Linked DNA regions of Mus musculus: all the other regions are linked to region 1. A link is a loop called in an ENCODE intact Hi-C map of the cell type or tissue named here. Cell type or tissue: left cerebral cortex. All regions are shown on one strand. Links, peaks and the distances in the headings refer to the core of each region. The heading gives the core; the rest is flanking DNA. Region 1 overlaps Akap6 (A kinase (PRKA) anchor protein 6). Region 2 overlaps Akap6 (A kinase (PRKA) anchor protein 6). Region 3 overlaps Akap6 (A kinase (PRKA) anchor protein 6).

Evidence for each region. A loop is a pair of places that touch in the nucleus more often than their neighbours do. Peaks named below come from ENCODE experiments on the same cell type or tissue, not always from the same donor. Only the 100,000 strongest peaks of a DNase experiment are listed, where the experiment ranks them.
Region 2: a loop joins it to region 1, with 2.5 times the contacts of the local background. A loop is called at or near these places in 3 of 42 quality-filtered maps.
Region 3: it touches region 1 in a loop (2.1-fold over the local background); 3 of 42 quality-filtered maps call a loop at or near these places.

The regions. Positions count from the first base shown.
Region 1 is chr12:53,135,222-53,146,079 of GRCm38, reverse strand. It overlaps Akap6 (A kinase (PRKA) anchor protein 6), which reads right to left. Exons shown (of 14, transcript NM_198111.2): 13 at 3,312-6,699. The coding sequence ends at 3,352. Among named protein-coding and RNA genes, the nearest start is that of Npas3, 110 kb to the left of the region's middle. In left cerebral cortex, for the core only: no CTCF peak of the experiment used is centred there; a DNase peak (open chromatin) is centred at 5,273.
Region 2 is chr12:53,036,337-53,047,194 of GRCm38, reverse strand. All of the region lies in intron 9 of Akap6 (A kinase (PRKA) anchor protein 6), which reads right to left. It also overlaps n-R5s58. Among named protein-coding and RNA genes, the nearest start is that of Npas3, 210 kb to the left of the region's middle. In left cerebral cortex, for the core only: a CTCF peak has its summit at 4,287; DNase peaks (open chromatin) are centred at 4,261 and 6,335.
Region 3 is chr12:53,023,561-53,034,418 of GRCm38, reverse strand. Akap6 (A kinase (PRKA) anchor protein 6) reads right to left here. Exons shown (of 14, transcript NM_198111.2): 9 at 8,578-8,698. Among named protein-coding and RNA genes, the nearest start is that of Npas3, 220 kb to the left of the region's middle. In left cerebral cortex, for the core only: no CTCF peak of the experiment used is centred there; DNase peaks (open chromatin) are centred at 5,300 and 6,888.

The DNA of each region.
Region 1 (10,858 bases), core at 1,890-9,889:
AGTAGGCAAAACAATGAAACTAAGACCAAAAGAAGTAATCACACACACACACACACACACACACACACACACACCCTTAAACCATTAGATGAACAAGGAGAAAACACGAAACTACACACTGGCTGGATGCGAGGAGTTAACTTTTTACACTGCAGACTTTATCCAGCCTGAAATTTAGGGTTAAACCATTCATCAAAGATCACAGGCTTATGATCAGGGTTATGAAGAAATAACTGTCAGAATACAGCAAAAAAGATTAGTGCAAACTACATTTCTTAGGCCCTAGGAGGAATTCCAGACCTACACCACGTGCTCTCTCCAAATTAGGCAGGAAGAGCTGGATCTAGCCAGTTACCTCCCCTTTGATGTGATTCTAACTGGCCTCTCCATTTTCACACAGATGGATACAGTGAAGAGTCGAGCAGTGTGCTGGAAGTACGTGCAAACGCACCACTGTTAGGCCACAGCAAATCTTCTCAGATGAGTTCAGAGGTTTTTAATTAGAACACAGTAGATAAAATAATTTTCAGAACTCTTTGAAAAGAATCTGTTCTGGTTGCAGACTATCTGCCTGGTTCTAAACACATTGTAAACACGTTCGAATGGACTTGTAGTCATTTCATCTGATAATCTATTTCTGGGAAAAGAGCGCCAGCAAATTGGCTTGGGTGAATTGTGATGTCCTGGTACAAAGGCCATGCCATCTCACAGCCCCCAAATGGCTTTTAAAAGGAAGAACTTCTGCCGCTTTTGGACAGAGTGGAAGGAACACTGACTACAGTTAAGTTCATGTGGTTGTAAAGTCTCGATGTAACTTCAGTACACACCCTGACAAGGAGTTCTGGGAGCTTAGCAGCCTTTTCAGATTGAATAACTTCTCAGGTGACAGCACTTCGACACCTGACAGGTCCGTGCAAATTTACACCCAGTGCTTATAACTAAGCAAAAGATCAGGCACAAACATGTTTTGTTAACATGGTACTTAGACATAGACACACACACACATGCACACATGCATTCACACTGCATACACACACATACACACATGCATACACTCACGCACAAACACACATGTACACATAGGCATTCACACTGTACATGCACATGTGCACGCGCGCGCGCGCGCACACACACACACACACACTCACACACGCAAGCACTCACACTTGTGCTCACACACCCTCAAAGGTGGATAGGAGCAATCTATGGCTGTTCACATAGCTCTAGGCTTATAACAAGTCACTTGGGGGCGATGTCAGTTCTACAGAAGTAAAATCTGGCTGCTTGTTCCCTTTGCCCACAGTACAGCCTGGTGTGGGGCACAAGAGAACCCTTCTGATGGGCAGGCAAGTGGCTGATATATTTTTACACCATCTATGCTTGTAAAATGTAACAATTACACAGATCTATCAGCACCACCACTTCCCCTCAAGTCAAAAAATGGAATTGCTCATCATTTACATTTCATTTCAATTCCATTTCTCTGTGTGAGGAAGAGAAGAGACTCCCAGAGGATCAAACAGGGAGAATGCATCCCAGAGCCTTCACTAGGGCCAGCGCGTCTCTGCTCCAGATCTCAGCAGGGCTGCTGACTTGAGGGTCACAGTCACAGGGTGGCATGCTCACAACGCTGTTGCTTTCAAGCCTTTATCCTTTTTCAGAAAACAAAATCAGCCAGGCATTCTGGGTCCTTCTGCAGAGGCGGGCAGAGCCTGCATCCAATCAGTTCTAATAGAACCTGTTCTGAGGCGGCTTATGGTATCCCGGTTACTCTCCCTTAATGGTCAGTTTTACTGCATACTGATGGAGGGTGTGATTATAGGGTGGCCACAACTCACAGAAAACACATCTCTCTCTCTCCCTCTTTTGTTCTCACTTGCAACCAATTGTAAATAGTGTCTGAAATAGAAAATTAGTGAAGCTACATCAGTAAGTAGGATGCCTTTCTTCAGTTTTGCATACTGAGTTTATTTTTAGGGTATATATATGGTATAGATTCCCCCCTCGCACCACATTCTAGCAGCTCAACATAGAATCGCACATTTTAATGAGCTCAGGGCACAGGTGTTGCAGGAAAAAAAATAATGATGTTTGCCATTCATCTTTCAAATTAAATAATGTGTTTTTAAATAGTAACTTTTTTCATAATACATTATGGGAACAACATTTATCTGTCACATTTTAAAAGATGTATTTGTAATAAATGTAAATTACTTTTAGAAAATCAGTAATTAGGCTCATCAAAAAAATAAACAATCTGCCACAAAAAAGATAATCTTTAGCATAGTTAAGTATAATAACTGTTATTTGAATAAGTTAACAAATTAGGGTAGATTGCTTCTGTAATTCATTTCCTATAGCACGAGTTTAGGTTACGGCATTAGGCTTCTGTAGTGGGGGTGGAGGGGCGTTATGCACCTCATACTTTGGTGAAACACAACTCTCAGGTTTGAAAGCTAAATTTCTCTTTAAACTTGATTGAGCAAGTGCATTCACCACTGGGTCTTAGAAATGGGAGATAACAGAGTCTCCGTATCGCTTCTAGAGCTGTATCACCACCTCAGGATTATCAATCAATAGCTGTCTTATTAAATATGAAAAGTGGAATGAATTTCTCAAAAAAAAATTGATGGCAATCAGCCTGTCACCTTCAGGCAAAATTCAAAAATTCTGTTTTTATCGAGACGCCATTAACTTGTCACGTATCCTCCCAATATGCGCGTTTTGCGCTGGTGCTTCATCTGTGTGTGTACAAATAGGAGCCTCTTCTTTTCCCTCAACTTTTTGCTCCTGTTTGGATTCTGAGGCCGTGTTAAGGGGAGTGACTGGGATGCTAGTTCTATGAAGCAGAAGCCTAAGGGAAAACCCATGTCTGGAAGGAGGCACAGCCTTCAGTCTGACCCTTGCTCATCACGGGGCAGTTCTAAATAGGAGCTGCAGTAAGGAATACAGCTACTGAACGTGCATTTTGATCTCAAGGAATGCCTGCAACTCTCGGGGCATTTTCTCCTCTAGTCAGAGGAATTAAAACCCCAAATGGATCAGCTGGTTTCTCAAATATTGTATTGCTCTTGCCAAAATGATGGAATAAATATAATGTCACTTGAAATGTCAAAATGTCACCACTGGTCCCCTTGTGCCTTTCACAGTGACTACCACTGCTGTGTTTCTACTCAATGTCTTATCCAGATGTGTATGTGTCACAGCTAATCATGCTGACCAGTCTTCTATAGTGGATCTATTAATGTAAACTCATATCTACACACACACACACACACACACACACACACAGCAGAAATACTCATACATACCTTTCAATGAGATGAGTTCCATGCTTGGGGGCATTACATTCTACCTATGCATGTTACTATGTCGATCTTCATGAAAGCTTACGAGCTTCTCTTTGCAGGTTAAAGTTTGGGGGCTGGGATACAGTGCAGCCTTGCCTTTTGGCTGTTTTGCATTCAAAGAGAAAGCTTGAATTTTCGGTTTGGCTGAAGCAGCGTTTTCTTCTGGCGTTCCTGATACACTTTGCTTTCTTGAACTCCCCTCTCTCTTGGCCTTTCCTGGGGGGGTGGTAGGCTCTGCGCTCTCCACACAGCCCTGGGAAGTGTGGGACGCACCATCTCCTTCCTTTGCATCATCAGCTCCCTTCTGAGGGGAAAGTCCTGAAAGAGGCACCGTGTCTGTCTCATCACGGAACACAGAAGAGCTGGCTGTCATTTGTTCTGGCTTAGCAGCTTCATCCTGGACTTCTGATTCATTTGGAAGGGCACTGGAGAGACGGGCTTCCTCATCAGCAGGCTCGTCCTCAACACAAGCTTCAAAGAAGCAGTCCACGTCTTCCTTGTCATCTAAGCCAGAGTCCACGGTGTCTGGTGGCAATGGGGTGTTGCTCTTCTCATCTATGTAATTGGTGACCTCCCCACAGTCACTGTCATGGGACGAAAGAGATAGGTAGGAGTAAAAATCTCCCTTCCTCAGGTGTATGGGCCGATGCGAATGCTCTAACACTTTCTCCTTAATTTGGGTCAGTGACGTGGGAGCGGCCACCTCACTCTCAGGTTGTGATTTACTTTTGAGGGCTGTTGATGCCATGTCAATGATTTCCTTAACAAAGTCATGTACCGAACAATCTTCATCATCTTTCTGATGGAAAACATCTGGCTTGCAGTTGCAACAGGAAGTGCTGCTGCTGATAGAAGCACTTTCCTCTGTCTCATTTTGTTCGAGTAGGCAGCAACCAGCAGCGTTTCTAGCCACACTTGGTGCATCATTAGACAAAGATTTGAGTCCATCACTATCTTGTCTGCTTCCGCCACCGGTTTCCAACAGTAGTCCTGAGCAAGAGTTCTGGACTGATGTGCAGTCACCCCTTTCAGGATGCTGGGGATCGGCACCAATCTGTGGAGGATGCCTATCATTTGGGGGACCAAATTCCTTCCCAGTGACACTTGAATCATCAGAACCATCCATTAATGCTTCATACTCGTCGTGCTTGGATTCAGAAATCTTTTTCACATTTGAAGCAAGGTTCGCTGATGCCTCTGGGATCTCTGGCTTCTCCTTTTCTCTCTCTGGAGTACTTTCAACATTGCCATTTTCCATGTCGGCCACATGTGGATCTTTAGTAACGTCGTACGTATTTTTCTTATTTTCACCTTTGGTTCCTAAGTCATGAGTTCTGGGTGGGTTCTTGCCATTCCCATTGTTTTCAGAGAGACGTTTTATGGAGCAATTTAGAAGGGCCTCAATGTCCAGGGTGTCCGAGGGATTGGCCCTCTCGGTACTTCCTCCATCTTTATTGACCTTTATTTCATCAGTGACACTGGGCCGTTTCTTTTCTCTCGACAAGGAAAGTTTGGGTCTTATCCACGTCTGCAGTTCGTTCTTGATGTAGTCCAGCCCAGACATCAGGTTGCTTTCCTCATAAATTTCATCATCCGTTGCGATACTGGAGTCGTCATCCTCATCTTTGAGACACAGCTCTTCTTCCGTCAAGGTGAGAGTGGAGCTGGAGAGGAGGTCGCTGTCGTCTTCGTCATCAGTGCAAGCAGAGGTGCAGGAGACGTTGACAATCATGCTGACATTGACGTCGCTCTCATCAGCCACCGAGCGATTCAGGCGCTTCCTGAATGATGCGTTGGACTCTGGGACCTTGTTTTTGTGTAACACAATGTCCTCCGAGCAAAGAGAGAGCTCATCGCTGCTACTCAGTTCGGTAAGAGATGCCGGCGAGTCTTCATTGATAGAGGATGCGACATCCAGTGACATCTGGCCACTGAAGGACATCTTTTGGGAACTGCTTTGCAGAGTGATATCTGAAACACTCCGCTTGATCTTTTGCTCTGAGGGGCTCTGTATGTTCTCCAGACGATTCAAAAGATCTAATGTCCTCTTGCTCAGCTCACCAACCGAGCCACTGCTCACACTTATGTCCCCAGAGCTGTGACAGCTAAAAAGATCCTCGTTGCTCTTATAGGATGTCAACCAACTTTCTAAAGAAGTGCTTCGCTGGAGGCTGTCACTGCCATTTTTAAAGATTCCCAATCCAAACAAATCACCCCCTGGGGAAAGGGACTCTACAGATGAGCTACGAGATAAAAGGGAGAGCTGTCGGGCATTCTGGATGCCCGTGAGTGCCTTCTCTATGTCGCTACTTTTGTATGAGCTTCGACCCATCTCGTGGGGGGCACTTGCCAAGATCTTTTCATGGAGGGGCGCGTCTGGTTGTGACTCAGAAGTCTGATGTTTAGGTTTGCAGGACTTTTTATCAAAATAGAAACCACGAAGAAGGGGATCCTCCAAATGTGCCTTCTCACTCTGCGGCTGTTTCATTATCATTGGGAATTTGAGTTTTGAGCCTTGGAGGTACGAGTAGTCATAAAATGTAAACACCTCATGTTTTCCTTGTAATTCGTCTCCCAAACAATCAGTGGTGTGTTTGGTAATACTGTTTAAGTCCCCAGCTTTCCCATTTACACAACCCACTGGTGAGACAGATGCCTGAGAGACACTTGAAAGCTTAATGCACTCCCCCTCATCTTTAAATTTTTGCTCCAGCACATTGGCTGCGTCTCCCATTTGTGGGTCCAGATGTTGTGTTTCAGGGTTACTCGGGGACCCATCGACCATACTGAACAAGCTCATGTCGGAGTTGGTTGGCATCTCATTGTCTCCTTCGCTGACAATTCCACTCTCACTGCCTGAATTCTGGCTCAAGTCTCCACTCTGACACGAGTAAGGCCTCACCAAGCTGGAACCCCCTAAAAGGTCTGGTAACGATTTTGTGGATGAAAATGAAGAATCTTTACTGAGGCTCTTAGTTAAAACAGTGGGCTGCACTGTGCCTGTGAACTTGGGGCTGCTTTTTAGAAACTGAGTGTGGCTGTCCTCGTGGAACTCAACATTGTGGAGACTGTACACTTGGTAAATGTGTGGGCTGGAAGGGGCAGTGATATTTGAGGTATACTGGGACCCTCCACAGTCACCTGCCTCCTCTTCATAACCGGAGTCCTTGTGGTGTGTCTCTTCAAGTTTCACTGTTGGGACCATAGGCTCCAGGTCTTGATCAAGGTCGTTGGATTCTTCATGCACACTAATGAGTTTGTTACTTATGTCTGTCTCATCCCATTCCAGGGCATCCTCACTCATTCCATTCAGGTCCATCAAGCCAGGGTCAATCACATTCAGAGTCTCCTGTAATAGAAGGGAGGAGAGACAGAGAGAGAGAGAGAGAGAGAGAGGGGGGGGGGAGAATTAGAGAACATAATCGGAAAATTGTTATCTATTAGGACCTCTTGGAAGTTAGAACACAAAACTGAAGTGCAGATTGGAAGGTACCAGCATCAAGAACTCTAGTTCTCCTTGAGATAATATCCAAACACTGTAGGGGTGGGCTATTATCAATAGTGACTGTCACTGAGGCATTAACGTAGATTCAAATATAAAATCACTATACTAGTACATGATCCTTTATGGTCCTAACCATTTGCTGTTGATTGTGCTATGTTTCAAATCTCAGCTTGGGTTGATTATTGAGGGTTGGATATGAAATGTGTCCTACAGGCTCATGTTTTGAAAGCTTGCTCCCCACCTGGTGGCACAATTTGGGGAGCTTCTGGAGAACTTTGCAGGTAAGATTGAGCAGGAAGAAGTATGTCACTTGGGGTGGCTCTTTGGGATGAACTGTTCTTAGCCCCTTTTCTGCTATTTCTTCACAGCAGAGCAGACAAAGCTCCTCCATTACATGCCCCAGGGCATGGGGCCAGGTGACTATGAATGGGACCCTCTGAAACCATGAGCCAAAAGAAATACCCTTCCTCCCTCTCTCTCTCTTTCTCTCTCTCTCTCTCTCTCTCTCTTTAGATATTTTCTTCATTTACATTTCAAATGCTATCCTGAAAGTTCCCTATACCCTCCCCCCCGCCCTGCTCCCCTATCCACTCACTCCCACTTCTTGGCCCTGGCATTCCCCTGTACTGGGACATATAAGGTTTGTGAGACCAAGGGGCCTCTCTTCCCAATGATGGCTGACTAGGCCATCTTCTGCTACATATGCAACTAGAGACACAAGCTCTGGGGATACTGGTTAGTTCATATTGCTGTTCCACCTATAGGGTTGCAGACCCCTTCAGCTTCTTGAGTACTTTCTCTAGCTCCTCCATTGGGGGCCCTGTGTTCTATCCAATAGATGACTGTGAGCATCCACTTCTGTATTTACCAGGCACTGGCATAGCCTTACACGAGACAGCTATATCAGGGTCCTTTCAGCAAAATCTTGCTGGCATATACAATAGTGTCTGCATTTAATACCCTTCCTCTTAAATTACTTAAGTCAATATTTTGGTTGTGTTATGTGAAAGTAACTAAAGCAGCTAAAAATAAAACTGCTAAATGAAGACTAAAAGGTAGAATCCATGAAATATTGTAGGGTACATATATTCTCATAGCAATTTCCTCCCTAAGTCTCTAGTAGAATACTATCTGTTGCTGTGCGTCATAACCCTCTTGCCTCTAATTTTAGGTTAAAGTCCTATTTACCCAGGAACCTATAACAGTGTATACACCTTCATTTTTCTTTCTTTTCTGGTCTTGGCTGTGAGAACTAGGCTTTGCCTCCTGTTGGCTGAGATGAGCAATGCCCACATCTTCCTGAGAGTTCCCAGGCAGCTCCTTAACCATTGTTTCCTGGCTCCCTTTCTTCTTTATCTTTTCTTTGTGAGAGAGATATCACTTGGACTTTTGTTGATCATTACTATTGGTTTGCCTATGCTTCTAACTGTCTGAAGACTTCCCTGACTCCCAGGGATGCAATAGCCTAGGTGCCCTTCTTCTGTGCTCTGCCTGTCTTCATGAGAACTCAGTATTCTCTTGGCCTTCTATGGGATGGAGCTGTTAAACGGCTCTTTCGGCACCCTCATTTCTCACCCAGCTATCTGGTTCTATTGTGGAGCCAAGGAAGGTGAAAAATGCACTGTGGGCCCTGAGAACTTCTCCTACAGATAGAACCATAGAGCATTCTCAGCTCTACCTACACTCATGCCAAGGAGGCAGATGGACGACCATGACTCTAGAACTAGCCAACAAGCCAATGGCCTGGCTGCTCTCACCAGCTTCATTAGCTTGCATGAGTTATTTAAGCTTTCTGAGTATCAGCATCATCACCTATAAGATAGATACAGCTCTATTGATCTTCAAAATCACTCTTGGATGAAATGTAAAATAATTATAAGTGCCCAGGGAAACAGTCAATATTTGGTAACTAATTCTTACGATGTGTAGAGTTGCTCATAAGTTCCCTGACTCCCCCTTGGCTATATCTCCTTCTTACCATCCCTTCCAATTTACTCTTCAAAAACAAACCATGATCTGGTAGGTAAAGAGAATGGTGATAGCTCTGAAGGCAGGGTTTTCTCATTACAAATCAGATTATCTCAACTGTCTGGTTGAAAACAGGCCACTCAGCTTTCTTTCTTTAGTGGGAGGAAGAAAACCTCACCTGGAGCATATTAGGGCACATTTGTAAAGCCTCAATCCTTCCTACAATTAATGCTTAAAGACTGCCATACAAACAAATTAGGTGTGCTTTATTATAGTGGATATGGAGGAGAGTCTCTGTATAACCCAATTTAGTTAAAAAAAGATTTCAGTTATAAAGGCAAACATTAATTAGGGGATAATTTTTAATTTTCCTTCTAAAAGAGATCTTCCCTGCTGTCAGTGTTCTAGCAGTCAATCTAGTACAGGGCCAGTTATCACAGCCACTTAGATACCAAGTCCATTCACTGTGATGAATTTTTATTACAATTTCTGTTTATTCTTTGCTAAGAGATAAAGGAGAGGACTAATGACCAGTCTGTATATCTAGTGAATGTTAAAATCTCTAGCCGTAGGAGCAATCAATCAGTCCACTCAAATAGTGTATTAATTTCAAACACCCCCTTGCCTGACACTGTACTGACGGTGCTGATAAATAATTAAACCAGGCATTCAGAGAAGCGCTTTGTAACTCTGATCAACTTTAACAAGTGACAGCACAGGATTTTCCAACAGGGTCTCAAAAGCTGGGACTCGACAACTGTGCCATCTTGTGCCAGGAGCTAAGCCTAAGGGATGCCTGCAGCTTAGCCTGTCTCTGGACACGGTCCTGGTCGGCTACTGTTTTGTGGGTTTACAGATTCAAGCCTGTGGAAGGACAGAACTCAGGGGTACTGAAGGAACAACTCAAAGTGGTTGGGGTAAAATATTTCCATAGGAAAGGATTAAACCTGGTTTATGTTCCCCTCAAGTCTCTTGTTATTTAAAACTTCCTAAAACTCCCTTGTATGATAATTCCAGGGAATATCTGACTGGATCTACTTGGAAATCATTCACTTTTAATTAAAAAAAAAAAAAAACATATTAAAGAAGCCTGCACTCAGCCTCAGTCATTTTCCTTTTTTTTTTTACATTATTTTTTTTAATTAGGTATTTCCTCGTTTACATTTCCAATGCTATCCCAAAAGTCCCCCATACCCACCCCCCCAATTCCCTACCCACCCACTCCCTCCTTTTGGCCCTGGTGTTCCCCTGTACTGGGGCATATAAAGTTTGCAAGTCCAAAGGGCCTCTCTTTCCAGTGATGGCTGACTAGGCCATTTTAGCTGACCTTGGCAGTTACTTTTAACTTCTCCCTTCCCTTCCCTTTTCCCTTCCCTTCCCTTTTCCCTTCCCTTCCCTTTTCCCTTTTTTCCCCTCTTCCCTTTTCCCTCTTCCCTTTTCCCTTTTTTCCCTTTTTTCCCTTTTTCCCTTTTTTTCCCTTTTCCCCCCTTTCCCCCTTTTTTCCCCTTTTCCCCCTTCCCCCCCTTTCCCCCTCTTTCCCCCTTTTTCCCCTTCTTTTCCCTTCTTTTCCTTTTCCCTTTTCCCCCTTCCCTTCCCTTCCCTTCCCTTCCCTTCCCTTCCCTTCCCTTCCCTTCCCTTCCCTTCCCCTCCCCTCCCCTCCCTCCCCTCCCCTCCCCTGCCCTTAATCCTTCAGAAAGGCTGAGATTTCCTCCCTCTTGCCCAGCATTTTGTATTCTGAAGAAATGGCCCACCTAAATGGTAAGAATGTTAATTGCTAACCCATTCCTTAGATTTACAGAACCCAGAACATTTTGAGGCTCTGTAATGCTCCCCACTGCTGAGACTTTGGCTTTATGAACATCCATTATAATGTTCTGAAGAAGAAGTGTGTGTGTGTGAGGTGAGGAGACTTTGTAGATGACAAAGACCCCCTTTCAGCATATGACTTTCCTGATCTATTCCTTGCCCTCCCTAGACAAGTACGCTCAACCTCAGACCCTAAAATAGAGCTTTAAGGAGCGATGTCCTCCATCTT
Region 2 (10,858 bases), core at 1,033-9,032, 98 kb after region 1:
CTGTCTTCGTCCTATGGATGATGCCATGCTGTAGAATCCAAGGGAAGTCATTTCGTTTTTTCATGGCTTCACCACCAGCAAAACAAAGATGACAGGCTTGCCCTTTTTAGCCACTCACATTTGAAGATGCAATCGGACCACGTTTGTGAGAATTCCACAATCTATATAAACTGCATCATTCAAAGAATTTCTTCAATTTTTAACACCATGAATTTTCTAATAAGTTTTTTTTTTGGTCTTGGCCTATTATATATTTGCACACAAGACTGCAAATCCCCCTCCCCTTTCTATCTGAGAAATAATATATTATAATTCTTCTCTGGCCTCATTAGACAATAAAATAAGACACATCAAAGAAGAATCATTGAGTCTATGGCCATACCACCCTGAATGCACCTAATCTTGTCTGATCTTGGAAGCTAAGTAGGGTCGGGCCTGGTTAGTACTTGGATGGGAGACCACTTGGGAATACCAGGTGCTGTAGGCTTAAAAAAAAAAATCATTGAAAAAGTAAATATTGCATACACATTCAATTCCTTTCTTGCAGAATCTACAAGGTAAGGTATAAGTATTTTCTCTCCTCTTAGGAAGGGAAGAGGGGACATGGTGATATTATCCAGTGCTAGGAACTTCACAGACCCTAAAAACAAATAGTCAGCTTAGCACTTCTTTGGGTCTTCATTCTCTGCCCAAGAATAATGTTAATACTCCATAAAGCTGCTATGACTTTGGATGAACTAACGTGTAAGATCTAAGGCCTGCTATGTAATAAGCACTATCCAAGTGTTTGTGCAAACTTGATCCAAATGTTGCGTGCCAGCTTGCGTGCCTGTGCGCTCCTGTTCTCACCTATTTATATGTTCCTAGTGACAGTTTATATACTTGTATACATGACTTCTCTTCCAAAAGTAGAACACTGCATTATCAGTAGAAAGACAAAAGACATTGCCTGTTAATAACGTCCATTGAACGCACTGGATAAACCTATTGTGAGGCATTGTGGGCTCTCTACTCCTCTCTAGGGTGATTTCCTGGTTTGGGTGAAGTTGTAGAATCATGTCAAGAGAATGTTCAGAGCTAAGGGTTTGTTGTTGTTGTTTTTCTCAGAGGATCTACATCTGTTCCCTTATTTCATTTTTCTCCCCAGCAAATGCCAGTTCCACTACTATTTCTTAAATAGACTATGAGAAAGCTCACGTATGTTCTGAATGCACATGGATTTGCTGTCTGCTGGTATATCCTGCTGTTTGCTTTTACTTTTCTCAAGAAAGTAGATTATAAATTACTTAAAGGGAAGGATGGCCTTTGCATTTTTAAAAATTGCATTTACTTATTTGTGAGCGCATGTGCACCAAGGCTTGCGTTTGAGAGTCAGAGGACAACTGGCAGTAGTCACTTCTCTCCTTCCATCATTTTGGTTGCAGGCTTGGTGGCAAGTACCTTCACTTACTCACTAGCTCGGGATGGCCTTTAAAAGTATTGGGTCCTCTATAGCAAATCACAATACATAGCATGCTTTATATTCTTTTTATTTTATCTGTGTATACCATGTATACATGGTGTGCACATGTGCATACATGTGTGTGTGTGTCCACGCTTATATATGTGAATGTGGGTGTATGCCATAGTGTATGTGATGGAAATTCAAGGACAACCTAAAGTATTGGTCCTTTCCATCTTTTCTGAGGTAAAGTCTTTTGTTATTTGTCACTGAATATACCAGATAGCTTGTCCCCAGCTTCAGGGACACTCTTCTTTCCAGCTCCTAGCTGGCTCTAGGAGTGCTGGGATTACAGATTCATGTTGAGTTTGCTTCCCATTGGTTCAGGATACTCGAACCCAGACCCTGACTGAGCCAGCTTCCTACTTCCAGTTAATTCTTAATATTTGTATTAGGACCTAACACAACTTTCAAAACATAGGGTTAAAAAGTATGAACTAAGGTAAGATGTATCTTTGTATTTTTGGCAAACAGAAAGTGATGGAAAATTCCTAAATTATTAACCAGGTTTGATATTAATTAAAGCAGTTTGCAAATTAAAAAAAAAAAACCCAACTTGTGATCAGCCTCTAAGCCCAGCCCATTTGTGTCCAGCCACACAGTCCTCCAGAGAAGACTCTGCAATTGGGAATCTGGGGGTAGAATGATTGCCTGTCACTAGGTCATCTGAAGTGCTTTGATTCAGTTATAGTCTGCTTTTATTCAGCTTTATTGAGATATAATTAATATCTAATAGAACTTAACACTGAAGGTGCACAGCATGGCAGTTTTCACTTCGTACATGGAGTTGTGCAGGCCTCACTGTATAAATTCAGAACTCACTATAACAGCTAGCAGTCACACCCCAGTTCTCTCTGTGTGCCGTATCTACTTCTGCCTTTATACATTAGAGTATTCTGAACATTTAAAAAGTATTCCTTCTGCCTAAGTGTGGCTCTGCATCTTTTCCCATAATACCCCATTACTCTCTCCCTTTACCTAACCTAACCTCAACAAATCACTGTTGAGTGAAATCAACATTTTTGATCCCACATCTGAGCTAGATCTTTACCCAATGTCCTTAGGGCCCTGTAGGTCTTTCCCTCAAAGTGATGGCTAATTTTGGTTGTCAGTTAGACTCACCTGGGAAAAGGGAACACTTATTAAGGAATTGGCTCCATCAGACAGGTCTATGGGCATGTTTGTAGGGCATTTTCTTCGATGCTATGCATGTAAAGTCACCTGGTCCACTATGGATGGTGCCTTCCCTAGGCAGGTGGGCCTGGCCTGTGAAAGAAAGTCCACTCAGGGAGCCAGTAAGCTGAGTTCGTCTATGGCTTCTGCTTCTAGCTCCTGCCTTAACTTCCTTCCGTGACAGACCAACCTGTAAGCTGGAATTGAAGCTTTCCTCCCCAGGTTGCTTTTGGTCATGGTTTTTGTTACAGCAACAGAAAGCAAACTTGGACATTCATAGAAAACTAATTGACAGCAACAAAAAGCAAACTTGGACATTCATAGAAAACTAAGTGCATTTAGCTGTCCTGTTCTGAGAGCCAATGTAATAACTCAGGTCTAAACCAATAATACAATGCAAACAGAAGGGAAAACAATTTGCTCAAATGATGGGACATTTTTCAAAGGTGTAACAACTATATCTTTAGATGTTGTGAGACACAGAGGAGCAGTTAGTAGGCATTGCTAAACAGAAAAGGCAAGAAGATTAAGGTGGGAAGTAAGATGTCACAGAACTGACCCAAGTCAAGCGTTGAAACACTCGTTTGTAGTTCTACACCAGAGAGAATGGCAAAGCTGGAACCCACACTAGAGCAGCTTAGTCCAAGCCCTCCTCATTTCACAATGAGAAAAATGAGACCCGAGAAGAGAGAGCCAGGAGAGGAAACACCATGGCTGATCCTGATGGCCTCTCATACACACTGGCCTCTGAGCTACACATGAGCTGCATGGCATGCATGTGCCTACACACACACACACATTACATACATACCTACATACACATATACAAACAAACATACACATACATACCTACCTACATACATACACACAACACACACATACAAACAAATGAAATAACAATAATAAAAATTGGTCAATGCATAATGATCTCTGGCTTACTTTTTCGGGACTTGATCGTGTGATTTCTTTAATAGTGTCTTTAGTGATGTAAACCAAAGACTCACAAGAGTCTGTCTCTATAAGATTAAAAACTAGACTAGAGCCCTAAGATGAGGCATATAGATTCTCTTCAAAAGAGAGTTACACATGGAGATCTGAGTCTGAGCGAGTCTTCTCTTCTCTTGAGGAAGCTTCTATCAACTACTCCTGTGTGCAATATGAGTGGGGCTGAGGCAAGGTAAGGTGATTAAAACCAAAACAAACAAAACAGGTCATCTGCATTAGGACTCCACTGTGGGGGCATCTCTCTCTCTCTCTCTCTCTCTCTCTCTCTCTCTCTCTCTCTCACACACACACACACACACACACACACACACACACACACACACGCACTCACACACACTGCAATCTTTTTATTATTTTTATTATTTACTGTCTCAACTATTTTCGTCTCTGAAGTAGAATTAGTTTCCTAAGGCAGTTGGTATGATTTTACTTATGTTCTTGGGCCAAACATGGAATGCAAGGAGTCACAGAGCAGCCAAGCTGTCTGTGAAGTACTAGAGACAATGAATGACTAAAGTTCAAAGAGCTGAAAGAGCCATTTTCTCACTTTCTTTAGGTCCTCCAAGCACAACAGAGCATAGGAGGCCACCTGGTGGCGAAATGAGCCAACTAACTGTTTAGCGGTGCACGGAAAAGCAAGAAAAATTTGGGTTCTTTGTAAAAAGATGATTAGAACCTTAAACACTGACTGAAGGTAAAGAGGTGACGTTCAGTATAACAAACAGAAAATTGAACTGAGAAATCATTCAAACCTGAGGAACACAGTATATTCATAAAGCGCAGTTGTAATTATTATTGTTTACAATAGGGATTAACACATGGTTCCCATGGTGTTAAATTATAAATGGTTTAGGGATGTCAGCTGTGTGATCAATGCTCAATGTACTGAGCTCTGCTCCTTTACTGTATAAAGAGCCACAGCTACACAAACGATGCATAAGGCTGGGTCCCAATAAAGCTTTATTTAAAAATGAGAGGTCAAATCTACTGGCAGATTTCTGTTGCAGACGATACAGTGTTTGATTGAACTTTAACAAGAACCATTCAAGGTGAGGATCATCATCCCTAGGGCCTAAGCCTACAATCTGGTGCTTCCAATGGTTTAAAATATAAGAAGCTCTTTCTAACTTGGAAATGCTTTGCACAGCCTCACCTTTGCCTCGGAGACAGAATGGAATACACTTGCTTTGACCCCTTTTCCGTTTCTGTTGCAGACTGCGTTTTTTTTTTCTTAGTGGGCGAAAGTACTCCTGTCTTTCCACCTCATGTTCCCTTAAAATACTGCCTCTTGCCATTTCTTCTTTCATAGCTTCTTTTATACTTAAAACTTTACATCAATAGTTTTTAGAATACTAGGCGTAACCAAGCTTGAGAAAGAGGCAGAAATAATGTATTAAAAATAGCCATATATATGACAATAAACCAAAGAAACTGACATACTGTGTATGTTCTAGGTGGGAACTGGGGCCAAGCCATGATGCCTCACCCCTTCATAAATAATAGATTATATATCAGCAGCAAGAAGACATGTCTCTGTCCCCACATGGAAAGAGGATTGCTTGAGGGCCCATTTTTATGTTGCATTCATTTTGTTTTTAAATTCATTTTCTTTTTTTTCTCATAAAGGAAAACTTTTTTTTGTATTTCTTAGTTTTCAATTTTTTATTAGATATTTTCTTCACTTACATTTCAAATGCTATCCCAAAGAAAGTCCCCTATACTTTTCCCCTTGCCCTGCTCCCCTACTCACCCTCTCCTACTTCTTGGCCCTGGCGTTCCCCTGTACTGGGGCATAAAGTTTACAAGACCATTTAATGGGAGCTGACAAGTTCAGAGGTTTAGTCCATTATTGTGATGGCAGGAAGCATGGCAACACACAGGCAGATGTGGGGCTGAAGGAGCTGAGAGTTCTGCATCTGGATTGGCATGTAGCAGGAAAAGACTGATACTCACTTCCTCCCAGAAGGCCACGGGCACTCCAACAAGATCACAGCTCCTAATAGTGCCACTTTCTATAGTGCTACGGAGTCCAGTTTTACTCAAACCAGCACAGGGAGGTTGAGAACCACTGCTCTAAACCAACCATATAATGCCCAATATACACCAGCTCTCTGTAGAAAACAAGAGCTTTATGGGGTTTTCTTTTGCAGACAATGCTTCATCAGCCCTTTCTTCAAACATTGATAGGTCATATGCAGCACTTTTTTTATGAAATATCAATTTAAAATTTTTTTTTTACATTTTTTAATTAGGTATTTTCTTCATTTACATTTCACATGCTATCCCAAAAGTCCCCCATACCCTCCCCACCACTCCCCTACCCACCCACTCCCACAGCTTGGCCCTGGTGTTCCCCTGTACTGAGGCACATAAAGTTTGCAAGACCAAGGGGCCTCTCTACCCAGTGATGGCCGACTAGGCCATCTTCTGCTACATATGCAGCTAGAGACAGGAGCTCTCATTTTCCGGTGCTCACTATATGTAAAACCATCCCTTGACATGTCCCATCCTGCTCATGAAGCCCTTTGTTAGCTGCCAATGAAAGAGCTGAAAATGCCGATTGTAAAATCCATGGAGCTTGCTATGATCATCACATATATGACTATGCCAGTAATCTCTCTGCTGGCGTTGGCGTGTTTTCTCTTAGAAAAGAGCATGGGAGTAGTCTTAGTTGGATGGAGTGTAGACAAAACTGAAATAAATGATCTAAAAATATGGTTTTGCTAGTGTGAGAAGAAAACTGCAAAAACTTGGGAAAATGTGACTACATAGAAGAGCGTGAAGATATTTAATTATAGAGCATAGGTTCTGGTTGATTTGACAATTAAACCTAACAACAGAAGGCGTTTACACTGGATATAAGAAGACTTCCAGGATAGAGAAAGTTGTTAAACATTTTAATGGGAGGTTGTAGAATTCCTTCTGGAAAGATCTTAAGGATAAATTTCCTCTTATCTGAAATGAATTTTTTAAAATCCTCGAAGGGAAGAAATGAAATAAAGATGCCTTTGAGGTCGCTTTTAGTCCATAAAGTTCTACTAAACTCCTCACCCTCCATAGAACTGAATAGCTGTACAAACCCCCTAAGAGTTAACTTTGTAATATTTGGGAGGAAACAGCGATTGCATGATGATTCAAGTGGGAGAGTGTTGCTGAGCGAACTTACTCAACCCTGGGAACGTCCACCCTTGCAGGACACAGATCTGAGCGGCAGCGTGGGCAGTGGGCGAGGAATGATTTACTTCTGTTAAAGTGTTTTAAAGGCTAAACTCAGTGCTCTAGTTGGGTGATACCTGGGATTTGTGGCACTGACCCTAGCAGCCCTACTCTTGTTGTTATTTTTAAACAGAAAAGGCTCCCAGTGGTGGTTTTGTATTTTAATTCTTTTTCTAATACAAACTGGGAAGAATGGAAACTTGTGGAAGTATTATCAAAACATGGATTATGAAATGCTAGCTGAACTGGAGATCTTCTGCTGCACTTCCATGTCATAGAAAATATTCCAATTAGCTCAGTCGTAGAGATTTATTTCTGCCAGGTTCAATGAATATAAAGATTATTCCCCTGTGGTTCATAAGACAACCAACATCTCACGGAACGGGTCTTAGGCATCCATCAGGCAGATGAGAGTGAAAAGAAGGAGGAAGAAAAGGAGGAGGGGGAGGGGAAGGGGGAGGGGAGAGGGAGGAGGAGGAGGAGGAGGAGGAGGAGGAGGAGGAAGCAAATCATATGGACAGCAACATTCTTCCTGCAAGTTTTCAGGTCTCAGTGTGTCCCAGCTCAGGAACAGGAAGTAAGAACACAGTGAGAAGATAGTAAGCCCTAGTGGAGCTCAAGGTGGACATAAATAAGAGTAAAATACAAGTTCATCACAACTACCAACCAAATTCTAATTCTCAATGATGGATAGTTTAGCCTTTTCATAACTGCATAAGCCCAAATTGATACCTCTACAACACAACTAATAGTAATTATTTATTCTACCTTGGTCACAATTTTGTGTTTACATATTCTTCTTCTTTGATAGCATCAAGATTATATGCAACCTATTCAAATTAGGAAAATGACAAAATTAAATCACTCAATCATAAGCTTGTCCTGTAGTCTTCCATACCAGTAAATAAAAAAGGATACCCCACCCTTCAGATGAAAAATGTTCTTACATTAATATTTCTACCTTGCTGTGGGATTAATTTTTTCTTTAATGTGAATTTCTGTACACTACACATTTAATCTATAAATAAATATCTTTGGTATTAATAATGAGAAGGAATAGGCACTTGGGAAGAAGGCAGTAGGCCATTGAGAACAGAAGCATGGCCAGTCTAGTTCTACCTCAGTGTTTCTACCAGAGTCACAGACAGAACTCTGTTGTGTTTTGAAGCTATTATCTTTTAAAGGTGCCAAGGAACATAATTGAGACCTCAGGGTTTCCTTAGGGCACCTCAGTAAAATTAAATACTTTCATTCTTCAAAAAAAATTCACAATTAATTGCTAGGTGGAATATATAAAATACCACGTATGATAATAATTGGCATTTTATAAATTATGAAAAGCGTAAATGTTATTTAAAATGAAAATATTGGAGAAACCCTAAAATAAAACCGATGTGTCAGCCTCTAGAACGATGGAAGAGAGATGTAATAGTCAAGTTTACCTGGAAGCAGCTTCTAAAAAGGATTGACCTCAGGATTAAAGAGTAGACTACGCCCATCCATGTTCTTCATTCTTTGTCTTACCTTCTTATTGACCACAATCTTTGAAAATACTTATCTCAAGTGAAGCCAAATCCCCCTTTTTTTCCTAGATGTATTTATTTATAGATAGGCATATGTGTGCCATGATGCACAAGTGAAGCACAGAGGACAACCTATAGGAGTCGGTCCCCCTTCTTCCACGATGTTGACTCTGGGCCTCAGACTTAGGTCATCAACCAACTTTATCCACTAAGTCTTTCTCCAGCCTGCAATTCTAATTTTCTATGATGTGTACTACGTAAATAACTCTCCTAGGTCTTACAGGAATGACAACTGATGGCAATGGGGGGGTTATTAATATGAGCAAAGTACAATGATTTGTGTATTTGAAAATGTTCTAATAAAATCCATTCATTTTTACATTAAAAATAATTAGGAAAATGAAAATGGGTAAGCTCTCATGTTACCATAGTTCCAAAAGCAAAACTTGCTGATGTATGTGCCAAACATCTCTAATTGCTAACCATGTTCTCACCTGCATATACTGTTGACTTTTATACTCAAATTTGCACAGTGCATGTCATTAGATAGATAGATAGATAGATAGATAGATAGATAGATAAAATCAAGTTCAACACACACATATATACATATATACATACACATATGTGTATATATACATGTGTGTATGTATACACAAACACACACACACACACACACACATATATATATACATATTTATATATATATATAAATCAGGTTCAGCACAAAGTGCCTCTCCCTATTAATCCACCTCTCTATTCTCTACTGTTCATTCTTAAATTTGAGCTACCAAGTCTAAATCTATAGTCAGCATTTAAAAATATTCCCTTAGTTAATATTAATAATGAACGTTCTATCTGAATGCTATTGGCTGAGAGATTAGAGATTGCCTCCACATTTATGTTATCAGTTTTACATGGAGGTGCTATTTACAACTCAATTATAATGGTGTCTTTTCCTTTCTTCTCCCTCTTTTCTTCTTTTCTCCTGATAGTAATTTGGTCAATTGACAGCACAGTGATGATTATTATTAACAACTGTCTTTCCTGTTTTTAGTTTTCCAGGATAAAGATTTTGGTTTTATATTTAATATTTAAAAAACACGAAATTTTATACTCAATGACTTACTTGATAAAGTCATGAAATAATAGCATACTTTTAATTAACAGAGTTTAACAATTGAATAAATGTTGCTGGAAATATTTTGGAAGTATAATTATTGTTTCTAAATGCCCCAGACATATTGCCATATACTGGAGACAAGCCATACACACCACAGACATGAAGTCTGCCCTTTTGGCACATAAAATTTTAACAAAAAATGTAATCATTAATTCTTTTAGAAGTTTTATTATAGTTATTTATTGTGGATATGCACAAATGCATGTGCCAAGGTGTGTGTCAGAGTGTAGATCAGTTTTCTCCTTCTACCACATAGGTCTTAGGGATCAAACTCAGGTCTTCAGGCTTGACAAGCAGGGACCATCACCCCCACAACCCATGGGCATCTCACCTGCCACGAATTGTCCATTCTTTATCCACCAAGCCTAAATCTACCAGCATTGCTTAGAGTATGTATTTAATTCATAACAAAGAACTCGGTGTGGTGTTTGGAAGGAAGGTTTCTTGGGATGCAGTTTTGAGTATTAAAAGGCATTGCTCTGTTGTAAAAAAAAAAAAAAGGCAGTAAAATCCAATGTGCTAAGATTTATAACCCAGAAATGTCCTCCTGGCTGAAAACTTGGCATATATGAAGGAATTTTGTGTTTTTATTTATATATGCATGCTTTAAATGTCTTGAGTCTAAGGACTCTGGTTTCATCTAAATTCAATTCTGATGAAAGACTTTTTTAATTAAACAAATTAATACCTCATCCACGTGTGTGCCCATATGTAAATGTGTGTGCATAAATGCATTTCTGTGCATACTTCTGCCACGAGCTTCTCAGGTTTTAATGGATAACATGACAAGAGGAATATCACAATCATAAATTTTTTATGCAAATATCTACAGACATATGGAATCAACTAGGGAAGGCAGCTGAGTAGTGTGTTCAGATGAATCTCAGGATGGAGAGATACTCTCTCAGAGAAACGTCCTAGCTCTGTATAAGGACGTTTAGCAATAAAACTGAAATAAACCTGAAAGCAATAGGCTATAAACTTGGTGGGTGTTTCTTTCAGAAAAACAAATATGTACACATACACATATGTAGATGTGTGTGTGTGTGTGTGTGTGTGTGTGTGTTGTGTCTTGGGAAAGTCACAACTGAATCAGCCGTGTAACTGGCACTGCTTTCTTATCCTAACCCAGTGCACCTACCTCATTAGGGACACAGCGGCACCCAAGTTCATACACATTTAAGAATGTATGCGCTTTTTAAAAAGCCCACATTATTAAAAGAGTTGCTGAGAAATGCCCCTATTTCTGAGAACTAA
Region 3 (10,858 bases), core at 1,949-9,948, 110 kb after region 1:
TGGTTATCCTGATTGCAATTAACGCCACCTCTCTAACGGGTCAGCTCATTTAGGTGCAATCTGGGATCATTTGGATTTAACATGATGGTTATTACTTATTACCCTGAAACCAAGCAGCACAATGAGATATTGATTACTTTTAACCTTTACATCCAAGGATTCGAGAAAGGTCGGAGGAGGGGAGCATTCGACTCTCAGCTGGCAAGCAGCCTTTAGGAGAATTCAAATGATTCCCTTTGGCTAAGTAGACCCAAGATGAGTCCATTCTGAGCTGACAAGAAATAATGGTTCTTTAAAAAGTAACAGTCAGCCTATATTTGGCATTACATTTATATATTACGTTTATATAGTCTATGGCCTCAGAGGTGCTTCACGTGAGAGGCAGACTAAGGCTGTTAACCCTTAGTAAGTCTTTTTCCAGGAAGCATCTCTATTGGAAAGAGATATTCAAGAGGGCGATTAAAGTGTGTGATTTCCTGTAGCAGTTCTCACTGGAATACACTCATCTCCTCAAACTAAAATCTCTTGGTAGGTTCCCAAGGCTGAACACAACCGTTGGCCAGTGATGTTGGACACTGAGGTCTCTTTAGTTTCCTTTTTCCATGGCAGCACTGAGAAATACTTTTCACCCCTGAGCCACTGAAAAGCAGAGGTCTAGGCGGGCCCCAGCAGAACCACAGACAAGAGAAATATAAACTCTATGTGTGAGATTAATTTGCTCGACGCTTGGCAGCATTATTGCCAAGTCGTCAAATTGTTCCAAGTTGTTCCGGAAGGTTGTTATTAATAGTATGTTTTCTGAGGAAAGTTCTGTCTACTTTTGGAACGGCATTTCTGTTGCCAGGGAAACTCCTTTAAGCAGAGTTTTCTAGGAGCACACTGCTGCTTTTGTTTGCCCGTGTCTATTCATATCATCGAGGCGGCACTTTACACGCTCCCGCCTCCAGCCCCGGAATGGCGGAGCTTTAGCCCAGTTAAGTTGCTTTTGCAAACAGAGCTAATGCCTGCTAGGATTTCCTCTTCTTTTTCCCCCACTCCTCTCTCTTCCTCACATGCAATCACTCCCTCTCTCCTGCCTGCTCCTTTTCCCTCTAACGTGCCCAGATCTCACCATTCAAGATTAAAATAAATAATAATAAGATAGTTTTCACAAGTTTTTGATAAATTTACTTTGTTTTGAATAGTAACCCCATAGGTTCTAGCGTTAGAGCATCAGGCCTTCAAGTGTTAATTATCTTTTTCACTATAAAATTAATGTAGTCATTTCCTCCTGACTCCTCCACCCCATTTATTGAAGTGCGGAGGAAAACCTGTCAGAGCCTCCAGCCAGCCCTGCTGTTGTGATTAAACGTGGTCACATGGCCCATCTCTGCCAAAAGGAGGGCCCTGAGAAAAGGTGACAAAGACAGTGATTTCCTGTCAGCAAAGAGTAAGACAGGGCTGTCTAGAAGTGATGCAAATGAGGGAAACTTTCCCCCCACAGCTTGTTTGATCCACTCTAGGCCAGAGCCGGCCAGCCAGAGAGAGAACAGCGCCACAATGCCACAGGGCCAGCCCCAGAGCCAGCGCACCTTCCGGACAGCAGCACCACAGGAGACTCTTGGAGACTCTTGGCAGGGCTTCCCTTCCTCGACCTCTGTACAGAGCCAACTGTTTCCTAGCATCCTAGTCTCTAAAATCTTTCTTCTTTCCCTCCCCTTTAAAAAAAAAAGGTGAATCAAATAGAACTTACAAGCTCCAGCAGGAACTATTTTTCATAGGTTGTTTGGGAACATCCCATCGGCCTTTCCCCTAAACATTCCATGAAGAGTTTTGCCCTCTCTCAAATTAAAAAGAGAAAAATATAAATCTGAGTATCCATATCAAACAGTGATTCATCAATGCCCAAATTAATGTGACAGTTAATCTAAGGGCTTTTTGAACTTTAATAAAAATGAAGCAAGTTCATTTCTAGATAGCAGTGGAGATGGGTGGATTTTATTCAGTTCTGGTCACTTTAAAAATGACCAGATAATGTTATTTGAAATATTATAATGATTTTAAGCATACTTTTCTTTTCTTAATGGAGTTTTAAATGTAACATACAATTAGGCTATCCAATTAATCAACTAAGAATGAGGTAAAAAAAAATTGTCAAGAAGTGTGTGTGTATGTGTGTGTGTGTGTGTGTGTGTGTGTGTGTGGTGTCATTTTCCCTAACTGTTTGAATGATTGCTAATTTGTTTCATTTGGTACAATCAATATTGAAATGTAAAATTTGGTACTGAAATCCAAATATAATGCCCAATTATCAGAATTCAAATTTCAATTCACATTTCTAGTCTATAAACCAACATATAAAAATAATATATATTCAGTAGATATTCTTTAATTCTAAGCCCAATCAACACAGCCTGAACCATGAGGCAGATATACAATCCAGTTGTAGGAACTCGAGTTTAGCCATGAGAGGATCAAGGAACATCTGAAATTATTTACAACAGCTCCATCCAAAGCAAAATGAAAGGAATCTATTCCAGGGGGTTGATATTCGTGAGTTTATAAAATATAGGCATAGCGTGATTAATCTGTTTTCTATGATCAGTTCATAGCAATGACAACATCACTTTGGCATCAGCTGTCGTAAGATAACAAGCCAAGTATGTCCCATTTATCTTCTTTTACTCTGTATTTCTTATTCCTTGGAATATATAATCGTACTTCACACACATTTAAAGTTGCAAAGCTTTTTACACACCTACCCGACTTTTCTACATGGTGTTTTCCTGAGCTCCTCCAAGTGCACCCTTCCCCGTCATTGCTTCTAAGCCTCACTCTCTCCTTGCCAGGTCGTTTTTACTTAGCATTTCAACCATGTTTATTTGTCTAGTACTTTAATTCACCCCTGTTGCCTCTGTTTGCTTGGTTAACTTTCATCAACAGGAGTCTCTTGGCGAGGTCTGTGCTCCAAGTCTCTAACATTTACTTAGCGACTAAGTCATTGAACTGTAAATTAGTTCAGATGTTACAAATACTGTATTTGCCATTTTACTTGTACAAAAGAACTACTTAATAAATATTCGTAGACATGATATATATATATATATATATATATATATATATATATATATCCAATGGCCTTAGCTTCTTCAAAGGCACTATTATGGCTTTTTCATACAAAACGCATACTGTATAAGTGAACATATTTCCTTTTTTGCTTTTGCTACCAGGAAACTCAAACTTCTATTTTTTTAGCTGAGAGGGATGCTACAGGCTATGCAGCTCTTGTCAGCCATACTTACTCTTCTCACAGAACAAGCCGCTGGCCTATGCATATTTTCCCTAGTTCTGGTTTGTATTTTTACTTTAAAACCTTCTTCCCTCATAGCACTCTGTGGAGGTGCTACTGCATCTCATACACACACACACACACACACACACACACACACACACATATATATATATATTTTTTATGTATACATATATATGTTTGTATGTATATATATATATGTTTGTATGTATACATGTATATATACATATATACATATAATATATGTATACATATATACACATAATATATGTATACATATATATGTATAACATATATATGTTTGTATGTATACATATACATGTTTGTATGTATATATACATATATGTTTGTATGTATAAATATATATGTTTGTATGTATACATATATATGTTTGTATGTATACATATATATGTTTGTATGTATATATATAGAAAGTATTTTCATGAAGATTCTTAACAATCCAAAATTCATAAATATAAGAATTAATCAATACATTCAGTAACTATTAGGCAAAACAAATTGTTCATTTTAACAAACAGGACATTAGGATCAGACACTAATGGAGAAAGATACAGAAAACTTGTATTGTTTCCTTAAAATGTACAACTATATGGTAAATATATAAATAATAAACAAAATAATAAAATTTAAAAATTAAATATAAAAAAATCCACTGTAAATTTCCTGGTATGAAAGTCTTGATGGGTAAGTTTTGAGATTGCTTTCAAGCTGGCAGAGTTACTTTTAGCTCCTTGGAAATCCTATGAGCTAATATTGTTGCGGCATAGCTAAGGGACTCTCTCAAGACATACACCTATTCATGTCATCTGAAAGTAACTATTGTTCAGTTATAATAATAATCACCAGACTCCAACCACTGCACCCGAGTGCTGAGACTAGCACTTCCTTTGGTTAATACATCAACACAGGATTATGGTGAGCTCTGTGGTCTGTGCTTTGTAGGCAGTATAAAACTGGTGGAGGTCAGGTGGTCCAGAGAGGGTGCGCCTTTAAAGGACCGTGAAGACAGCGGTGACTGCTGGGAGAGGAGCCGCAGCAGAGTCCAGCTCTCCCATCCATGACAGATTTCCAGATCACTCAGTCTATAAAGTGTGTAGGATGGGAGGAGGTGACAGAGCTTCCTCGAGCCCAAGAATAATGTCACCTTTGATCTGCAGAAATGGAAAAAAAATGGGGCTTTTCCTTTGCAAGTGGGTTTTTAAATATTTCTCCATTAATAGTTAATGCACACACAGACCAGCAGAATGACAGCTCCTCGTATTATGAATTCTGGCTCCGTAACTCTAGTCCAAATAGGAGCTGAACTTTCGAAATCACGGTGGTTACTTTTGACAAATTAAATTGTCCTACTTAGGAGAGTAGAAAGAATGGAGAGAAAGAACCTGAGAGGGAGGGAGCAACTTCTCCTTGGAGGCAATTCTCAGATGGAGGAAGAAAAAACAAGAAGGGTTGATGTTCGTATTTTCTAGGCTGAAGAAGCTGCCAGCGTTTATTAGAAAATAGACACAGAGGGCTCCTATTCAGAGGTAGGGCAAAAAAGAGAAGGGGGCAGGGAAAGCACTGGTGGTACCATCCCAAAATTGGAAAGAAAATGTAATCAAGCAAATAGTTAATTTTTAGTATGAATTGAGTTGTTCTCAAAATGATGCAGTGTAAAATTAATTAGAAAGAGAGGCTCTTAAATGTCTAACAATATGAAAACAGGAAATGGCTTAAACAGAAAATGTGCTTTATATTTCATGGCTGTACCGAGGGAGGTAAACTCCGTCATCTCGTGTCAATGCATGCATTGCCTATCCTAGCCTCTTCTGTCCCTGTGTACGTTCCTTTGTGTTTGGCTGGCTTGAGATAAACAGCATAAAACAAGGAGCATCCCACTGAGGAGGTATGCTGAATGAGTTCTGCCACATTTAGAAGTTGAGGGTAAACGACTTTCTAGAGACCAGAGGATAAAAGCAGATGGGGAAGCAGCAGCTCCCGTGGGAAGTGCTAAGTAAGCTTTGCTTTCTGAGCACTGGAAAGGCTAGGTTCCCTAGGTTGCTGGGGCTCACCTAGGACCATAGCAAAGCATAAATCTGGACCCAGCCATCTATGCCAGCGAAGGAGTTGGGTGGTGGAATACAGAGCTACCCAGGGACAGAAGAACAAAGGCTGAGTGTGTATGTTGAGATACAACGGAGGCAGGATGAAGAGCTGTCCTTGCTCATGCTTGCTTTAGTTGTTACCCTCACTCGACTCGAGAGTTGCTTTAGAAAATTCACCATTATCCTTTTCAATTATGCCACACAGGATGAGCTTTTTTTCCATTTTTCATAGTTGTTTGGGGTTTGAACCCACTTCATATAGGGCATCAAGAATGTTCCCAAATAAAGTTATTCTCCTAGCTGGGATTATAGGCATGCACTAGGCATACACTCTCATGCTTGGCTTGTGTGTGTGTGTGTGTGTGTGTGTGTGTGTGTGTGTGTGTGTGTGTGTGATAAGTGCAAGGCATTTCTCTTGATGTTAATACCCACCTCCCCACCCCCTTTTTTGAGACAGGGTTTCTTTATGTAGCCCTGGGTGTCCTAAGACTTTCTCTGTAGACCAAACTGGTTCTCAAACTCACAGAAAGTCATTTGCCTCTTCCTTCCAAGTACTGGGATTAAAGGTGTGTACCACTACCACCTGGTTAAATGTTAACACTTTCAATAAATGCAAAAGCCGGCAAGATAGCTCAGCAGACAGAGATACTTGGTGCCAAGCTTGAATTCATGAATTTGGTTCCTGGCTTCCCATTGGTAGAAGGTGAGAACTAAACTCTCATAAATTGGTCTTTGACCACCATGTATTCAAAGCGGTATACACACACACACAACTATAAGAGATGTAAAAAGAAATGAAGATAGGTTAAGTATTATAGGTTAGAAATCCTCTGAGGTGGGTTCAGATCTTCTTTTAGCTCAGGCATAAGGATAGCAAGCACTCTCTGCTGGGAGACATAGTTCCCAAAACTCAAAACACCAATGGTGCTTTTAATAAAAAGTTTGATAAAGCATTGATTGGCAGAGGTGCTGGAAGCCGATGATAAAAATGCTCAAGGTGGTCTCGTGGCATGATAAAGTTAAGAAGACCAGGGAGCAACCAAAGAGCTCCGGTCTCCCAAGAGTCTCTTTGAGCAACAGGCTACAGATTCTCCTTTACCAAGTCATCAGTAAAGTGGCTTCCCCAGAAAGCAGATCTGAACACAGGAATCGAGCACTGACAATGTTGACTTGACCCGAAGAGCCCTCGAAATTCTTGAGCAAGACCTCAAACCAATTCTCCTCGTTAAGTTTTTTTCTAATCTAAAAGCCACACTTCTACAGGATTCCTAACTCCATATCCCCAGGATTGCTTTGGAAGTTTCTAGATCTCTGCAGTTCTCTGGGGCTCACATCAAGATCCTTGCAGACCTGTAGCATTTTCCTTTGGTTTCTTGGTTATAGTTTCTTTACGAAACCAAATGCAAAGAGAATATCTATGTTGAACACCTAGAAGCAGAGGCACAGTGAAAGGCTGAGTCACCGATGAAAGCGACACGGTATGGAAAAGGTTTGGAGAAATACTTTAACCCAGACATCCTGAGTGGGTGGAGTAATGACTCAGTGCTCACCAGGATGGGAATTCTCAGGAAAAGCACTTACAAAAAAACCACAAGAAAAAAAGACAACTGCTTTTTTCATTCACTGATTTCCTATTAATTGTGATGTAAATTATATGGCTGTGATTTTGACAAAGAACAGCACTGTTTCAGAAAAAAAAATAATGGCTTATAGGCAAAATACAAAATGTTTCAAGAAGAAATGTTATTTGGCAACGTGACTCCAATAAGTTCTGAGATGATGCTTCAGAAATAAAATATTTTTCTAGCACTGAATTAATACAGGTTTCTAAAGCATCTTTCATATGTAATTTCCGGTCCTGACATAAGATGTGAAATAGCCTGGCTTTAGTTACGTGAGTTGGGAAGTGGTATGTTGGAAAACAATTTGGGTTCTGTGGACAGCTAGCCATACAGGAAACAGAAAAGTCAATGAACGACATCAATGCTATACAGAATTCTTCAGAGAGTAAAATGTCCCCAGTTGCGGAGTCCACAGGGAGCCTATATCTTTTCTTAACTAAGATGATTCTCAAGGGACAATAATTAATGTCAATCAGACTCTGTTAAAGTATATGTCTCTCTCATGAAGGGAGAAAAAAGTTAAAATACTTTGTGAAAGAAGGGTTTACCTAAAATGGTAAAATTGAAGAAGATAACTTTTATTTGACCTTGAGTATACTTCTTATTCTATAAGGATTTTTAAAAAGCTAGAGGGTAGTTGTTTCTTGTCATTATACTGTTGCTGATGCTGTGGTTAGTTATTAATTTTATTTTTTATGATTCACAATCTGCTCTTTGAAATATGCCATATGCTCAAAGCAATTCAAGGATGACAACTGTCAGAATTACTCCAATAAAAATTGCTTAAATGAGGAAGATTTACTGCAGCCTGATATTTCAGTAGAACGTCCCTCTTCCTTCCCCCACAGCCTTTTCAGGGACTCTGAGGCTTACAGCCATTTTTCCTCCCAGTAAAAATCACATGATTGTTTTGTAAGGATTTCTAAAGCTATTTAAGTAGAATTGGTAAAACACTCTAGGTTAAGGGGGATCTGGCAGACATGGAAGCAATATAGATAGTTATCAGATGTATTGTCTGAGATCAATATGAATTCCAAGCGAGAACTCTTAAACAACCTGAAATGCACAGATTTAATGAGAGAGCCTGTTGTATGCATCACTAACATACCTCAAATTGCATGAGCCCTGTGCTTTGGTAACAACAAGTCAAAATGAAGGCAAATCTCTGTCTTCTCTGAGAAGCTCTGAGGAGTGGACCAAATCTACCTGAGTGCTCCAATGGAAACACATCCTGTTAAATGTCACCAGCCCGTCTCTGCTTTGCTTTGTTTCAGTCTTTTTATTAATGCAGTTTCGTTTATTGCTATTGGTCTTGAAGATAAAGCTTTGTCCTTCTTTAGAATTACACCAAACAGGATGTGATAAAGGGAACTTTCTTGGAATTATGATGTCGGTGCGGCCTGTCAGCACACTAGGGAGGGAAATGAGTTTGAGGACAGGGGAGGGAATTCTAATAGACACCATGATACATACAATGAACACAAAGCTATCCTGAGAGAGACACTTGTCAGGCTAATCAGATCTTCCACCGCAAAGTAAAAGCAGGAAGGGTAGCTCTAACCTTGTAAAGATGCTGCTGCTGCTCCTCTGACATCATCAGGTCGTGGCTGTCCATCACAAGGGACTCCATGTCAATCAGCCAATCCCAGAGCTCCTGATATTCTGAATCAAAGTCCAGAAGCCTGAAGATAAGGCACGAAAATGTATTATGCATAAATACAGTGTAGTTGTTAAAAATCTCATATTAGAATAATATATTCTTGAGAACCCAGGGTGTTCCTGGGTGAATACCTGTAAGAGGAGAAGGAAAATCCTCTGTGTGGTTTCACAGAGGACAGAGCAGGAATGCAGGGCTGTGACAGAGCCACTTCCCAGGTTTGGAAAGCACAACATATAATTCCTATGCTCCCTCCTGAGCCACGTCATGGTGATTACCATCTACTGCCCCTTTCCAAACAAAGAAACCGTGACTATGTCCTTGATAGGAAGCATGCCATCCCTTCGCAGACTGAGAAGTGGAGGGCCAGCAATTTGCCAAAGTTTCATAATCCCAGATTAAGGGTAAAGACAGCACTTTCAAAACCCAAAACTGCTTTCTCATTTCAATTTCCTAGATGGGGCACCTCAGTGTTTATTACTAAATTATTTTCCAGATTTTCAACAATGATAACATATGCTAACAAATCCAAAAACATTCTTTTCTCCGGAAAATGACTCAATCATTCATCCGTCCCTCGCCTGTCTACCTGCCTATCTCTGCAAACATACATCCTACATTTATTGTCATGGATGAGTAGCTAGCGTTTCAACTTAACACTCAGAGATAGGCTTGAGTGACTCTGGTAAGCCAGCGAGAACCAGTGGCAGATCCAGTATTAGACAGGTGTTCCCCACAGACATGCAGGAAACAAAGGTAAGGACAGGAAGTCAAAACAATGAATCTTTGAATAGCCAGCGATCATTAAAATTCAAAGGAGTATCACTATGGTTTTCAACAAAATAAATCATTAGAATAAGGAGCTTAAAAGGATTAATGTGATTCTCTATTGAAAGCCTGGTGAATAAGTAAAGCCCAGATTCTTCTAAAACACTGTGATCAGAAAATGAAAGTGCAGGATGGAAACTATGACTTTGTCCTCCCACCTCCAAACCACCCCTAAGAGAAATGCTACAGTTTTGTCAAACTCAGTGAGCACAGATTGTAGATTCCCTGCTAGTGCTCATAGAGTAGTGACCCCAGCTGCGAATGTGGACTAGTCAATGGGGGGATTTCATTACCGCTGTGTTCTTGTCTCTCGGTGTCAGATTGCTTTTCCAGAAAAAATGCATACTATATACTTAATCTTAATAGATATGTCAAACAAGTTTAAGGTGGATCTGGGAGGGGGAAAACTAGATCTGGAGCTGTCTATTTTGTTTCAATTGTTTTAGCATAATTATAAAGATCCTTGATCGTGGAACTATTAGTAAGTGTACACTAGATGCCAGAGACATGGGTACCTAAGGCACACGGGAACTTCAGCAGGTCTATGGTGGTCTGTGACAATGCTTTCAGACTCAGTGGAGATACAAACACAGTTGAAGATTCTAGGAAAATGAAGGTACTAACTCATAGGAAGGAGGATGCAATTCTGTGTTCCTAGCAAGTGCTGTTGATGCTTGGATCGCACAAGGTATTCCCAGTATATTTGTGAAATATGAATTAATATTCCCATTCAACAACAAATCAACCACTGTAGAAAGATAAATCATCAGGATTTCAAAGTTAAGTCTGTGAATAATAAAGAATAACTACTAAGTCTATGGTCACTTAGAAATGCAGTCTAAATTATGGCTAACATTTCCTTCCCCTAACACCTTCCAATATTTTACTAATAAAATCAAGTAAAGGTAAAATATCACCCACAAACTGTGCAGAGTAGGATCCAGAGGAAAATTAAATGCAAGGGGAGGGAGGAGTGAGTGGCCAGCCTGTCATTTCAGTGGGCTTTGAGAACAAGAACCAAAGAAAGACAGGAGGAGTGGATACTCTAATGTATCTTTTCCCCTTCTCTATTGGCCCAAATCCTTGAGAGCGGGCATCTAAGGCAGGCTGAGGGGGAAGCAGAAAGCGCAGAATCCTCAGCTCCATCTCCCACTAGGAACTATGGAAGGAGCTTGCCTTACGAGGTGCACCTGCAACAAGCAGGGGTGTGCAGATGGAAGGAGACGATTAAGACTCCCTTTGACATCCTAGTTACCTAATCTCCTCCAAGAGAAGACTCCAAGATCTCTGAAAGTTTAATGGCTACACTGGACAGAGGTGTTTCCATGGCAACAAAGGCACCATGAACCTAAGGACA